2 separate regions of the Mus musculus genome follow, and region 2 is linked to region 1. The links are chromatin loops, found by intact Hi-C in ENCODE. Cell type or tissue: left cerebral cortex. All regions are shown on one strand.

What was found. A loop is a pair of places that touch in the nucleus more often than their neighbours do. Peaks named below come from ENCODE experiments on the same cell type or tissue, not always from the same donor. Only the 100,000 strongest peaks of a DNase experiment are listed, where the experiment ranks them.
Region 2: a loop joins it to region 1, with 8 times the contacts of the local background. A loop is called at or near these places in 3 of 42 quality-filtered maps.

What each region holds. Positions count from the first base shown.
Region 1 is chr17:64,041,238-64,049,237 of GRCm38, forward strand. All of the region lies in intron 15 of Fer (fer (fms/fps related) protein kinase), which reads left to right. Among named protein-coding and RNA genes, the nearest start is that of 1110058D11Rik, 5.4 kb to the right of the region's middle. In left cerebral cortex, no CTCF peak of the experiment used is centred here; a DNase peak (open chromatin) is centred at 4,316.
Region 2 is chr17:64,134,562-64,142,561 of GRCm38, forward strand. It overlaps Fer (fer (fms/fps related) protein kinase), which reads left to right. Exons shown (of 19, transcript NM_001037997.3): 18 at 3,149-3,271; 19 at 4,314-4,935. The coding sequence ends at 4,456. Among named protein-coding and RNA genes, the nearest start is that of Gm46590, 5.1 kb to the left of the region's middle. In left cerebral cortex, no CTCF peak of the experiment used is centred here; DNase peaks (open chromatin) are centred at 1,884, 3,959, 4,412, 4,951 and 4 more places; H3K27ac peaks cover 1,911 bases.

The DNA.
Region 1 (8,000 bases):
AAAGTCCTGAGATTAGAGGTGATGACTCCCAAACCTGGCTTTTTTAGGGCTTTAACTACCTTTCTTGGCTGCATAAAAACACAGAGCGTCTTTTATGTGTGGTAGGGTAAAACATTTCTGGAACTTCTTTGGTCTAGTATCTTTGTAATCATTGTCTACTTTTTTAAGTTGGATCATTTGCTTTTTTATTCTTTCATACTTTAGGTGAATATCTATCCTTTTTCTCTTATGATTTATCCAGATCTATTTTTTAAGTATTTTTTGAAGAACAAATGTGTTTAATTTTGATGAAATTTAATTTTTTTTATGGATGATGCTTTTGGTAGTATTTCTAAGATAACTTTGAGCACGAAGCCACAAAGATTTTTCCATTTACTACAAAAGTTTCTAATTTTAATAGTTTGTTTGACTCTGATCCACATCTCTCTTTTCTGTTCTTGGGTTTCTTCATGCTACATGGTATCACACCATCTTGATAGCAATCATTTTAAAGGTCCCCAGAAGCAATGAAGACAATGTATGCTCAACATATTCTTGTCAGGAGAAGCAAGAGGACATAGTAAAGAAATAATGGTTTCTTTCATAAATGGTACAGGGAAAATTGGAGATTTCTATATGCAAAGAATGAAGTCAAGACTCATATCCTACACAAAAACCAATTAAAAGCAGACTGAGATCCTCAATGTCAAGTGATATACATCATGGAACAGAGCCTGGGGGAATCCCAAGGAAATGGGCCTTCACAGTGAGTTTGATGGATGTCACACCAGAAGGTCAGGCCACAAAACCAAAAATAAACATACTAAATCAAACTAAATTGCTCACTGGAAAGGAAATAGTCTAAATAAATAAGAAAGGAAGGGAGAGAGGGAGGGAGAGAGAGACAGAGAAAGAAAGAGAGAGAGAGAGAGAGAGAAAGAGAGAGGAAGGAAGGTAGGTAGGTTGGTTAGTTGGTTCAGGTTCTGTATTGAGAAAAGTGTAGGTAAACCATATATATATAATAAATGGTTTATAAAAAATTTATAGAATCCAGTAGAAGAAAAACAACTTTAATCAAAGTGAGCATAATAGATATTTATTTAATGAAGATATAAAAATAGCTAACAAGTATATTAAAAAATGCTTAAGATATTAGCCATCCTTTATCAAAACTACTTTGTTGCCGGTTAATATAGATAGTTTCAAAGAAGCCAAAGGATCCCTGATGTCTGCAGGGGTCTAAAGACTCAGTCACTATGTTTCTGAAGGCACATATAACTCATTATGTTAATCCTGGGGAGGTTCCCAAAGAAATTACAAAGAGGACTGTCCTATGGCCCAGTAGTCTTTCTCCCAGCATAGCACAGAGTAAAGGAATGCCCCACTCTACAATGCTAACCTCCCTATTCACAGTAGCACAGGGACAGACAGGAGTAGAGCCTGGTCTCACAGGGAAAAGAACAGACGAAATCTGGCACATGATTGACCTCCTCTGTTAAGTTTGGCTTGGAGTGGCCCCTCCTGACAGGAGCCCAGCATCAGGCAGAGTATTGGTTTCATGATTAGGAATTAAGGAGGAGAGGCAGGACTCACTCCTGGTATCCTTCCCAGCTCTCCCTGGGTCCCATGGCCTGCCTGGGACCCGGCTGCTGGGCAAGCTGCTTCACCTGTCCAGCCCTCCACTACTTCCCGATGCTACCATAATGGAGCCCAGCCAGACCCAGGGGCTGTGGAGGACATTTCTGCTTCTGACTATAGGAAACATAATTGTTACCTTTTTTGCTTGAGTATTTAAAGTTCTTATAATATACTCATACTACTTCAAAATAGTATTGTTGTGTCCCTTTTGTAAATAAAAAGCTACAATAATGAAATGGACAAGTAGTGTTTGTTCTTATATGATTAGGGCAGTAATATATTTCTTATATTCACCAAATACTTTCCAGATGTCAGCATTTGGCCTGACATTGCCGTGTGTTCTTCCCATGCTATTGCCATGTCCATTTTAAACAAGGTCAGTAACTGTAGTGTCCAGTGTGCAAACTGTAATTGGCAAAGATTTAAAACTCTCCTGCCCTGATCAGATAAGGAAGCTCTCTGGAATTATAAACCCAAAGTATATGTATGTTTGAGAGTGTAAGCATTTGAGGAGTCCTGAGTAATTTGAATACTCTGAGTGGACTCTATCTTGGTTCACATCATCTCTTGAGTTAGGAATTCTTTACCTGCTTGCTTCCTGACTCTCGGCTACATAAAACCAATGACTGTTTTAAATGGCAGTGAACAGTCATTACTAGAGCAGGACAGCGTTAGAACCAGATGACCCCTGATTTGCAGATGAAGACAGGGTCTGTTTTTGACAAAAGACAGACTTAAGGAATGCTTAGAGTCCAGGCCACTGTTACTTGTTTTGAGAGGCTGTTGTTAGCTCAGACAGGACAGTGGGCAGCAGCCTGCACACTAGGAACCACCAACTACCAGGGTTTTAGAAAGGCTTGCAGGCCAGCAATTTCCACTCTGTTCTCACTAGAATCTGGCCACTACCCCTTTTTTGAGTCCACGTCTCCAGAGAAGTGATTTCATACTGGTTTTCAGGTGACACAGATACATGGCCCTTAACAAACCTACAAAGCTAACTGAATTTAAAAATGAGTTATAGCTTTGAAACTCTTAGGATTATTGCAGGGTTAATGTGGGTTTTAGACATTGTGAAAATATATCTTACCTTAATAGTATGATTTCAAAGAGAAAATCAAGTTTATGTGGTTTATATGTCTGAATATTTGGGGTTAGGAGTCCAGATATGGTTATTAATATCCATCTCATAAGAGCATCCAGGAGAAATCTTTCAGTTACCAGATTTTTTTTTAATTATTCTATTCTGTAATTCCTGAAGTCAGGTTTCATTGCATGTTTTTGCCAAAAGAGTAATTATATTAAAAAGTAAGCATTTACTCTTCTTCATTTTGAAATCTAATGTTTTCATTTGATTTTAACATTATCGATGTCAGTCATGTGCCCTGACAGCTCTGAATTTACCTGCACAGCCTCAGGCAGTGATAGCCCCAGGTTTCTTGGTAACTAAGTCGCTCCATTTGGGCCCTGGGTCCTACTAGCCCTTCGAGTTTTCACAGAGACAGAGAAAACACAGCTGACAAAGGACTAAAGAATGTGGCTCCTGGCTGAAGAGAGCCTTAAAATATGAATTGTCATCTTTCCTTACATAGAGTTCACCTATTTCCAGATGAGTATCACTCCACAGTAGTCAGTGCTGAAGTCAAGAAAAGGACAGGAAGTAATTCTCAAAGTACTGCTTATACAAATGTGCAACTGGTATATCTGGTTTAGTTTTTTTGTTTGGTTTTGACACAGGGTTTCTCTGTGCAGCCCTGGTTGTCCAGGAACTTGCTTCACTCTGTAGACCAGGATGGCCTTGAACTCACAGAGATCTGCCTGCTTTGCCTTCCAAGTGTTGGGTTTTAAAGGCATGCACCACCACCACCACCACCTGGCAGTTTCTTAATTTTGAGATAGGGTTTCCCCCATGTAGTGCTAACAAGCTGAGAGCTTACACTCTCGAGTAGGCTGGCCTCACACTCTGTAACATACGCCTGCCTCTGCCTCTACGGTGCTATGGTTACAAGCACAAGGTACCATATCAGTCTGAAATTTATAATATTACAAGTAAAAAACCCAATTCTGTGAAATTTAAGTTTTTTGTATATGGTAGAACAACTTTGATATAATCTAAATTAATATAATTATAAACTGGTACACTGAAGACTTCAATTTGAGAGACTAAATGATTCTTTTGTTAGCTGACTTTAAATTACATATTTGCCTGAATTTTATAATTTGAGTAGGAGTGTGCACACTTGCCAGTATTAATATCACAGTTGATACTTTTGGTAGAACGTGAGATGTTTGCAAATCAACTTCAGAAAGATGGCATCTTTTAGCTTGTATCTCTTTGAAGCTCCATTTGCTGCTTAGCAGCCTAATGCAGACATGAACTAAGTAGTTTAAAGTGGCTAGCTCTGAGATACTACTGATATAGTCAGTAACCTGCTGACATCTCACCCCACCTCTGTCTTGTTCTTGAATGTGCCACTCCCTTCTAGTGTTCATGCATGTTAGTGGGTGTCATTTTCCAGAGGTTGAATTAAATGCCAGACATCAACCCAGAAGAGGAAAAGCATTGCATGTCTGGGGCAGGGTTTCCAGAAGCAGGTGCTGGGCCGGCTGTTGCTGTGAACACTGAGCTCTGGAGGACATGAAGCAGAGCCTTATGGGTTGTGTGCATCTGCGTTCCTCCCCTGCTTTGTGCTCTGTCACAGTGGGTGTGCTGCTTGTGAGTCAGAGGCGCCCTTGTGGGGGCACTGACACATGGTGAGCAGCACGATGTTCTCTGTCTGCTCTTGCTCTGAGCTCCTGTGTTCTAAATGCCTTCCTTAATGGTACTTGAAGATCCTTGATTGAAAGGACAGCGTGGGAGTTACGACTACGTGTGTGTCCTTCTACACAAATAAGCCATCCTCGGTTTTCTAATTGACTTTTATGCGTTCATGATTATACTTGGAAAAGTCTGAGACTTGTTAATAATATTTTAAATGATAGAAAATTTGCTTTATTATTGACAATCCTTTGAATATAGAATTATAAATTTTGGTGAAAATAGCTGTTCATATTAAAATGGCTAATTTTACCATTTCCCCAGCAGTCTATACAGCACATATTCATCTGGGCATTTCTGTTACTAGACTTAGAAAACACAGCTACTGAGACATTGTGGAGGTGGTTACAACTCTTTAAACTCAGTTTAACAGTTGTTTTTAATGCACAGTACATTGAAGGCAAAGGTGAAAGTGTAGTATGTATGTGTGTATATTTATGTGTGTATGTATGTATTTATGCATATATGTCTCTGTGTGTGTATGCATGTGCGTATGTTCTTTGTTTTTTGGCTTTCACTAAAACATTGCAGGTACTTACTCAGGTGCTATTATGTGGACACCAGGTAAAGGCCTTTTGTCAGCATTAGCCAAAGGTGTCAGAATGCTGCTCATCCTTACATTTTTAATATTGCAATTTATTTAAAATTAAAAATTCAAACACATGTGAATAGAGGAAGCTGTCTGTCCACCCAGCTCTAGCCCTCACCCAAGAGTGTGGTGTAGTGACCCTCCAAAATAATACTATGTGCCGACAGGAAGGAGTGCAGATGGGAAGGAGCACATCCAAGCTATGGAGAGGCTGGGAAGGGGCACAGGAGGGGAGCGCTCAGAGGTGGGAGGCCTCCTGGGAGATGCCATTTCCTTTCCTGATAGGTCCTCCTGGGGGCTGTCAACAGAAATGGCCTCCTGGCAGTGACATTGAAATGATGTGAGTGTTCTGGTCTCTAGGTGTTAGCCTGTTCAGGAATTATACTCATCTGCTGTGATACTGACCCAGGCAGAAGGAAGCTCAGAGTCTCATAGCTCCTAGCAGTCCCACCTGTGTGAAGCATCAGCTCCATCCTTTCAGCCACAGTGCTTTTTGCTGGTGCACTCTCAGAGCTCCTGAGGCCTCGGGCTGGGCTCGGGCTGGCAAGCAGGGAAGCATCTGCTCCTACCTCTATCTGCAATCATGCCAAGTTTTGTAAGATAGTGCCTGTATTCAGAACCTACATCCTAGGAAAACCTGATCATCTCAATTTGCATATTAATATTTATGGAGGTCAGAGGCTGAACTCCGGAATAGCAGTGTTCTTTCAGCTGGGTATTATTGAAATGTTCTTAGAACAAGGAGCTCTGTCTTTCCGTCATCTTCACAGAAAGTTATTGAACATTGATGGTGGCAAATGTGGAAGGTACCTTGGCCAGAAGAAAACTGACCAAAAGGCCTACAAAAAGGAACAGAAGATAGGTGAAATGCACACAGATTCAGTGCAGGAAGTAAGCATGAATTACAGATAGGAAGTATAGGCTTGTGGTCTAGTTTTAGAAGCCTCAATAAGGGTGAGACAGTTGAGTAATGGCTGGTGACAGTGAGGGCCAAGCAGGTAGGTTCCAGCAGCTAAGCATCCCTGGATACTGGAGCATGAGCTGTGGGGCGGGGTGCCCCGGATACTGGAGCATGAGCTGTGGGGCGGGGTGCCCTGGATACTGGAGCATGAGCTGTGGGGCGGGTGCCCCGGATACTGGATCATGAGCTGTGGGGCGGGGTGCCCCGGATACTGGAGCATGAGCCGTGGGGCGGGGTGCCCTGGATACTGGAGCATGAGCCGTGGGGTGAGGCAGGGACTAAAAAAGTCTGGGGATGAGGTGCAAAAGGAATGGGGTTCAAAAGCTAGACTTTGAAGATCAGAGTGAGGCTGCACATCAGTTTGAGCGCCTTGTGATATTTACACTGAAATGAACAGGTCCCTCCTTTTCTTTTCAGCTGCCAAGTAAAATAATGAGACGGACCTCCACCCATGTCAAATGTAATGACTACTGGGGAAGACACTTGCGGTCCCCAGGCCTGTGTGATTGTATCAAGTGGACAGGCCGATGTAGTTCCTTGTCCTCTTCCTTGAGACTGGGAAAACTTAAAGGACATTATTGGTATTCTAGCTGTTTCCTGCTTAGTTTGTCTCTGTGGAGATTAATTAGTTCTGAAATTCCACTTGGTGTTTCCTTCTCTCTTTTCTTCAGTTTTTTGGTCATATTTAATTTCTCATTTCATTGCTTTTTATTCTACCTTATGTATTTTCAGATATAGTATTACATCAAAGTATCTATCTCCCCAAATTCATTGTGAAGGTTGCACTTCATAATCCCAGCACTGAGGAGGCAGAGGCAGGCGGATTTCTGAGTTCCAGGACAGCCACGACTATACAGAGAAACTCTGTCTCGAAAAACAAAATCAAAACAAACAAACAAACAAAAACAAAGAGTTGTATAGACTCTTGTCATTGGAAATAATATTGGAAATTGCTTAGTCAGGGTTTCTATTTCTGCACAAACATCATGACTGTACTGTCTAGTTTTGTGTCAACTTGACACAGCTGGAGTTATCACAGAGAAAGGTGCTTCAGTTGGGGAAGTGCCTCCATGAGATCCAGCTGTAAGGCATTTTCTCAATTAGTGATCAAGGGGGGAGGTCCCCTTGTGGGTGGTGCCATTTCTGGGCTGGTAGTCTTGGTTCTATGAGAGAGCAGGCTGAGCAATCCAGGGGAAGTAAGCCAGTAAAGAACATCCCTCCATGGCCTCTGCATCAGTTCCTGCTTCCTGACCTGCTTGAGTTCCAGTCCTGACTTCCTTGGTGATGAACAGCAGTATGGAAGTGTAAGCCGAAAAAACCTTTTCCTCCCCAACTTGCTTCTTGGTCATGATGTTTGTGCAGGAATAGAAACCCTGACTAAGACTAAAAGAAGTCAGGACTGGAATTCAAGCAGGTCAGGAAGCAGGAGCAAATGCAGAGGCCATGGAGAGATGTTACTTACTGGCTTACTCAGCTTGCTTTCTTATAGAATCCAGGACTACCAGCCCAGAGATGGCACCACCCAAAAGGGGCCATCCCTGCTTGATCACAAATTGAGAAAATGCCTGACAGCTGGATCTCATGGAGGCATTTCCTCAAGGGAGGCTCCTTTCTCTGTGATAACGCCAGCCTGTGTCAAGTTGACACAAAACTAGCCAGTACAGAAACCATGAGAATAAGAACACTTTGCACCTGTGACGATATCATTGTCTTTATTGGTCTTCATTTGTCCTACTGTAGAACTCAAGTGGGTTGCCACTGTTCCTATTTATACATGTGTGTGTCAATTCCTGACACAGCTGTGCCTGAGGTGGAGGGCCTAGTAAACCCTTACAAGATGAAGTCTTTACCTGGGATTAAGTTGGCCTGGTTTTGTATGCTAAACTTAGAAAAGTCTCTTCAAAGTAAAAACATTGAAAGAGGTGATTAAAGAGAAGACTGTGAGACACAAGAGAGATGTGCATAAGGTGGCCCAGCCAGTGCTGACTGCAGGCTTCTTTGTCTCTTCTCTGTGTGCT
Region 2 (8,000 bases), 93 kb after region 1:
CCAGACAGATGTAAAGTATTTTTAAGTCAAAAGGACAAGTATGAAGCTCTTCGGTTGACACTCGGGGACATTGTTTTAGCTGCCTTTGATATGGATTTTGTAAGATTCGGAAAAATTTAGGTGATTGAGGAAGAGACTCTAGATACACATACCAGCTTACCATAGATTGTCCCGTCCAAGAGGAAGTGCCTGAGAGAGACACAGCCTCAGGGTCAGCCTCAGGAGCTCACAGTTTATTAATGGAAGATTGGCTGCAGAGCCCAGCAGTTGTTTTTGCTTTTTTAAGCAGGGTTGGGGACAGCAATGATCTCATGAAAGTCCTCACTTCTTGTTGTCCTTCAGAGTTATACTTACTTCCTATCCCTTTCTTCCCAACCGATCCTCTTGCTTGCCCCAGGCTGCTGGAGTATTGCCCAGGCCTCCCGTTAAGAAATCAGGGAGATAAAATCAGTCCTATGTCCAAGGACCCATCTTCTAGAAGCTTTGGCTTAGGTCTGTTGTGTTAAGCTGTGCTGTTGGTGTTACTTAAAACATTTTTAAAGAGGCACTATTAAAGGGCACCGCCCACCCCCATCTTTAGCCACCTAATTCCCCTCTTCATGCTCATGTTCAAGTCGTGGAGGTGTAAGGTGTGACTGTCGATCTTAGGGTGTATCAAACTCAAGGGAGAAGGAGGTTATTTCTGGTTTATGTTTCCAGAGGGACATGGTCTGTCCTGGCAGGGAAGACATGGCAGCAGGGGACTGGCTCGTCACATTGCATCAGGAAACAGTGCTGGAGCATAAGGCATAAGCACTTGCCCCCAATGACTTGCTTCCTCCAGCAAGGCTTCCTGGCCTTCCCAGACACCATCGCCCCTTAGGGACCAATTGACCACACACACATGAGCCTGTAGGGGACATCTCACATTCAATCCTCAGCTCTCCCCAGTAATTAAACAATAGGACACTCAGACAACATAGCTTGTATCTCTTCCACTCCCAGTCTAGCTTTCAACAAAAGTACAGGGTTTATAAAGAAACGGGTAGTCTATTGATCTTCAACTAAGAAATAAAGTCATTTATCTGTCCATTACTGAAAAGGTTTTCCAGCAGGGAGTGAGATAAGGGGTCTTCCCTAGGGAAGAGCACACCAGTAGGTGGCCCCTAAACATGCACACAAGTAACAGGGTACGGACTGAAGAGGCTACATTTAGAAATATATATGTATACACATGCTTGCAGTGAGAGTCAGAAGGGGAACATGGGAGGGTTTGGGTGGAGTAAAGAGAGAAATTATGTAATTATAGTCTCAAAAATTATTTAACAAGTTAACCATTGGCCACCTGCTTGTTTGGAGATCAGAGTGGAGCCCACAACATAACTAAGCAGACGTTCCTCTCAGTTAACTGGTGTGATGTAACTACTGAGACCCTGGAATGAGAGGGATTCAGGACTTTCTGCTTCCATGTTGTTGGCTACCTGGCCTGGGCAAGACGGCTCCTCCTCTATGCATATGTAAATTTAGAGCCTTCTCTCCAGCCCACTGAGTACCATGAGGGTCAGACGTTGAAGCAGCAGCACAGTGCCCTCAGCTTACTCTGCAGTGGTGACATTAGCCAGGTGCAAAGGTCAGGCAGGTGGCATAGCCCACGTGGGATCTGTTTACAAAGTGCCTTTCTTGATCTCCTCCGGACAGTACTTTACCAGATAAAATGTAAGTCTACATAACTTAAGTTCTTCCCAAAATTAGCCTTAACCTTTAGCCACCAAATGAGTTTCATGAAAAGACCTGATGTGTAGAGAAGAAAAGTAATTTTCCTAAGCCAGCAGCACTGGCAATGTCCGTAATTACCTCCTAGCTCAGCCGGAAGCTGATTTCCACAGCTGCGGTGGATAATGAGTGTGTGCTGCAGGCTGAGGACTGCACCCCAGCACAGGCAGACTCTCGGCCATTTTACTCTCTTCCAGAATGGAAGAGGCCATTCTGTTTTAGAGGAACATGACCATTTTCTAGGAGTGTCATTTACAAATCCTGGGGTAGCAGATGGATAGGAAATGCTATGGTTCAAGAGACCTTCATGCTATGTGTGGTGACATATGCCTGTAACCCAGCACTGGAGAGGCAGAGGTAGGAGGGTCTGGAGATAAAGGCCAATCTATATCATATACACATAGACCTGTGTGTGTGTGTGTGTGTGTGTGTGTGTGTGTTTCACTTCAAAAACAAAATGCCATCAACATTACTGCAGGTGGGGTTTAGTTGTGACAGTGTGTATGTGCCATGTGTTAGACTGGGAGGGACGTTTCTGCTGCTTCTCCCTGATTTCCTATCCATCCCCACAAGGCTTCCTGGGTAGGATTTTATCTCTGTGCTTCTGCTGAAAGCGACCAAAAACATTCCTAAGAGTTCAGCTTATGTAGCTCAATAAAACAGGTGCACCAAGATATTTTGACAAAACAAGACACCATGTAATTTGAAGAACTTGTTTTTATCAGCCAGCTATGTTAATTTCCAGTCTATTCAGACCACATGGAGAAATGTATTTTCTGCAAATGAAACTATCGGTAGAGAAAATGAGACCTTTAAGCATGTAAAACTATCTACAAACAGTGATGAGTAAAACATTGAAGTTAAGAAACTTTCCTTAATGCTTTAAGTTTGTTATTTTACTGGAAAGAAAATGACACAGACAGAAGACCAAACTGTAGGAATCTGACTTATTTAATCTCCTAGGCATTGATATGTGCAAGTGTGTGTGTTTTTGTGTATATATGTATATGTATATATACATATATGTGTATATACATATATGTGTGTATAAATGTGTATATATACACATATGTGTGTCTGTACACACACACCATCCTCATCCACATATCACAGGGGACATAAGCCTGCATGCTGGCTGAATTCTTGTTCTTGGGGAAGGGAAGACATTTTGTAGCTCATTTAGTTGAACTAGCCTCCTGAAGACTTCACTTGATTGTTACCATTACTAGCCCTGGCATTAAGGCGAGTACTGAGAACCGAGAACGGGATGTTGCTGTGGTGTCCTATGGAAGCCTGACTGTGCTGTGTGGAGGCTGACGAGCTGACACGCGTAGCCAGAGCCACTGTCTTCTCATCCCATTCACTCACCGGGTTATCATTATCTCCTCCCTTTCAGGGAGATACAGTTCTGAAAGTGACGTGTGGAGCTTCGGCATCCTCCTCTGGGAGACCTTCAGCCTAGGAGTCTGCCCGTACCCTGGAATGACAAACCAGCAAGCGCGAGAGCAAGTGGAGAGAGGTGAGCCAAGGCCTTAGTGCTTCACGTCGGAGTCCACCAGGCCAGTGGTGCCCGCACACTGGCTTTGGGAGAAGAATCACAGTGCTGTTTAAGACACAGTAAGGAGGAAAGATGTTAGAGAAGTCTGTTTTGGAATACTATGGATGCTACGGCTCCTACAGAACAGAAGCAAACATTTGCAAGCCTGTCTGACCTGTGGCCCTTAGGTAGCTTCCAGCTAAGCATAGCTGTGAACATGGCAACACAACTGTAAATGTATTTGAAGCATTCTTGGTTCTGTTTGTTTTTTGGGTGTTTGGTTTTGTAATTTGTTTCCTAACGTAATTGCACAGTTCTTGAGTGTGAACTGTGTACATAGCAGTCGTGCCGCTGTATCACAGTAAGTAAAGGCCAGGTGCTCTCAGCACGGGGAGAGAGAAAGAAGGTAGACTGCCTTAGAGAGGTGTTAAATTCCACATCAGATAAGTCCCTTAATTCTCCAAGTGAAAATGCTTCTAGTTTCCAGAAGGAATTCCAAGAAGCTGTGATGTAAAGAAACACCAGGGTGCTCCAGACAGAGGCGGGGTGACAAGATGGCAGTAGCACCCACACATGCTTGTGTGGGACACAGCTTCCAACAAGAGGGATGTTGTTCAGATGACTGCCTGAGTGTGGGGGTGGCCCGCCTTCCTTCCCTGAACCCACACCTCCTAGCACAAGCCCCAATGCTGCTAGACACCAGCCTGTTCTCAGCTCACTGTTGAATGTGTGTATAAACCCCAGCCACGCCTGCCCTGTCTGTTTGATCATTATGGAAGCTACTTCTTAGAACAACTAAAATAGGCTTTTATATATGCTAGGCCTACTTCTGACTTGCTGACAGGTACGTGGCTCTGTAGCTGTGTGCTCTGCGCCACCCACATGTGCGAGCTCGCCAGCGCGTTTACGACACTGGCGCAGGTCTTTGCTCTCTACCCCACTCACTGCATAAGGGACAAACATTCACACAGCATGATGCCCTTACCCCCTTTCTGAGCTCTCAACTCTTCTCTTGCATCTTCAGGATACCGGATGTCAGCCCCACAGAACTGTCCAGAGGAGGTTTTTACAATCATGATGAAGTGTTGGGATTACAAGCCTGAAAACCGCCCTAAGTTCAACGACCTTCACAAAGAGCTCACTGTCATCAAGAAGATGATCACATAGTGCCAGCCAGGGCTGGATGCCACCTGTAGGACTCTGTCCTCAGTCACCCCCACTTTATACCACCTTACTGCAACCATCTTTGAAGGTTATGTTTTTTTATTAACTGGGTTTTTAAAGTATGTTCCACTTTAAACTATGTTAAAGGCAAATCTATTCAAGAAATAAATAGTCCTACCCAGAGCCGTATTAGCTAACCACAGCAACCCTGCCATTTGATACCGCTGTAAAGAGAAAAGCACAGGACTAATGGTAAAGGCCAAAGAAAAAGGCCTGCCTTTAATACCTAGGTCCATTGGTGATCTCCAAGGTTTTCTACTCTAGGCACAGCCTGTGGGCTGCTGTCTTCTGCCACAGGCCCTCCTCGGTTGGTGCTATAAACAGCCTTGGTAGCGCATGCTTGCAGGACACGTGCCCACCACAGTTGCTCTCCACTCTGCCAAGGCGAGATTATATCTATAAATATAATCATATATTGGGAATCATTTGGACTTCCTAGGGTTTCTCTTTCTTTTCTGTCAGAACAAGCCCGGTGAGAACATCACACTGCCGTGTCATTTTGTCTTTTACTTCCCCAGTCCAGGCTACAGAAAATGGTGCACAGAAAATTTCCAGAGAGTTCAGGGCACAGAGGCAGCAGCTTCTGCAGGACACTGCAGAGGACAAGGATGACAGGAAGCATGTGTGGGCAGCTAGCCAGTGTTCACCAGGGAGAAGAAAGCAAGAGTGCCTGCCTTCCTCCCAGACGTACGCCTTCAGAATACCCTATATCTGGGTCTCAATTCCCTAACAAGGTCTAAGAAATGTTCAGGAGTTCATAGAGCCCAGTGGAAACGTTCTTAGATACTAGCGTCCACAGGAAGAGCAGCATGGTTCTGATTGTGTGTCTTCATCCTAGGAGACAATCCCAGAATGAAAGTCCCTCTACTTGTACCAGTTTCTGGGTCTTCAGAATCCATGATGCATGGTTACAAACACATCCACATATATCTACTGAAGTGCAGGGCTGCTGTGAATGAAATGGACAGGCCAGATGTCAAGTCAGCATTGATGATGAAAATCTCTAGGGACACCCACACCTCTATCTCCTCTTTTCCACTAAAGCCACTCCCTGGAAATCTTACTGATAATGCACAGGTATACAGCACAGCATTAAAGTGTCGCCCGTGGATCTAATGTACATCAGGTAAAACCAGGCTGTGACTGAGCTCAATCTCAGCTGTGTCAAGGACTTTCCCCTGTGCACAGTTGTCTCAGGATCAGTGTCCGGGAGATGGCCTCCTGCCTGCCTGGCCGTATAGAGCATAGGTCAGACTTTGCAGGAGGCAGCTGAAGAGAAGGACTCGTATCCATCATTTCGGTCCCCTTACTAATTTTGTAATCTTAAACACATTTAGTGATTCGTACACGCAGACTGCAGTGAAGGCATAGTGAGCCTGTCCGCACCATTCACGGCAGCACACAAACCAGCTTCCTCCTCCGCACAGCTCTCCCATGGGTCAGATACGCTAAATCAGCAGAGCTGCCTTCCGATGGCACACACCATGGCAACCCGAGTGCAAACTCAGCCATTCACATTAAGGGCCCTGCTCTCCAGGCATCTGCCGGCCCTCAGAAGGAGATAAGACGCTCCCTTCCAGGATGCAACTGACTCTGTGTGTAATACACTCTGTACATGAAAAAGAGGGAAAAACAGCCTCTCACTACTTAGCAGTCCGAGCCCAGCAAGGGACAGGAGGCTGGCTTGGCTCTGCCTCTGTGAACAAGACATGAAGCTTAATCCCAGCATTCTGGTGTACAGAGAACATGGCACTGAGACTCGCTCATCCAGGCTCTTAGAATTTGCAATTCACATCATAACTCTTTGCTTAAATTAAAGAGGCTTTTCAAAACATCATGACATCTGCAACATTTAAATTCTATTTTATTCTTTGTCCCAGAGCAGGCAGAGGTATAGTTTAAGATTAACTCATCGGGAGCCTTTCAGAATCATGTCAGTCATCTAGAATATTAAATTTAACAGAGGCACATGCATTAAGGAAAGCTTATGCAAAACATTCTTACTGTTAATTTTGTTATGCTTGAAGCATAATTTATTCATCCCTTCTGTCGATGATAATTATTGGAATTATGTACTTTAGGAGGCTAATCCATACCCAAAAAGTGCACATATAAATACAGTTCTGATTTGCAAGTTGATTTAGGGAAAAGAGCCTGCAGAAATGCACAGAAATGCACAAAACTCTACGACATCCTTGCTTAAAAAAATAATAATTGTCCACAGTGGTTTCCCGGTAACACTGGTGTGGATACACTTGAACCTGGTCACGGTTCCTTATTTCTCTGTCTGAGAGCTTTGTGGGCCTGTTCATGACTGCGCTCATCGGCATCCCTTTAGGTCAGCAAGCTGGGCATGAAGGAGAAGGCTGGCGAACATGAGCAGCCTGACTTCCCTCTGCTGTATCTACCTTGAGTCACCAGGAAACCTTCCTGAGAAATGGGAGGTCATTGCTTGTCAAAGACAGAAAACTTTTCTGTCATGGCCACATTTGGTGCGGACTTCGTGTGATCTAAGCTTTCTCCTTAATGCCGTTTTCTTAGGAAGACGATAAAGAATTACTTGGCCTTTTTCAGCCCATCATTCTGCTACCAGGACCACAGGGGGAAAATCCCATGTGATTCTTTCTCCTTTTTCCAAGGCTTACCAGGGACAGTAGAGTTGGTTCCTGAGTCATAGCTGGCCACCTTCTCACAAACATCCATCCACACAGCCTGCAGTCATTCAGTGTGAGTCTCACAGAGAAAACAGAATTCCTATGACTGAGAGTGTGCTAATTTCCTAAAACAACCAAGTTTCCTTCTCTGTTAGCCAGTTTCCGTCAGCTAGCTCCTCTGACGTCACCACAGCACTGTGCTACGACTGTTGTCAAGCAAGCCTGTCAGTTGCAATCTAACATGCTGCACGCCAGCATTCGGGCAGGGAGCAGGAGGTACAGCAGGTCAGGTCTGCTGTGCAGTGTGATCGTCACATGCTCTGCAAGCGTGCCTGACTATCATCTTAATGTGTGTGACCGTCCTTCATGCATGTGTCCTTGAAGCAGAGTGACACCTAAGGGCTATCTGCCTGAGCCCCTTCCTTTCAGCATGCTCTGTGTGTCACACCGTTGGCATTCTCCCTGCCACTTGTCAGTAGATGTGATTGTCATGGGAAGTCAGGCTTTCCTATTGGAGATCAGAGCCCTCATACAAAACAGCAGAGCAGCCAAGAAAGAGCTGCAGAGACCCAGCTCGCTTATGTGTCAGCATCTTCAGTAGATTGGATCAAAAGTTTTATATGAAAATTGATCATTAAAGTGGCATGAGAGTTTACTATGAAAATAAAGTATTTCCTCTTATTAACAGATTTACTATACCATTAGAATATTTTATTAGATTTTTACTTTATATTTTTCTGGGCTTATTAGTTTCATGTCAAGTCTGAATACATACTTTTTTGAGAACCCAAAATGTCATTTCTGTATAAGAAAAGACCCTGATTTAAAAGCCA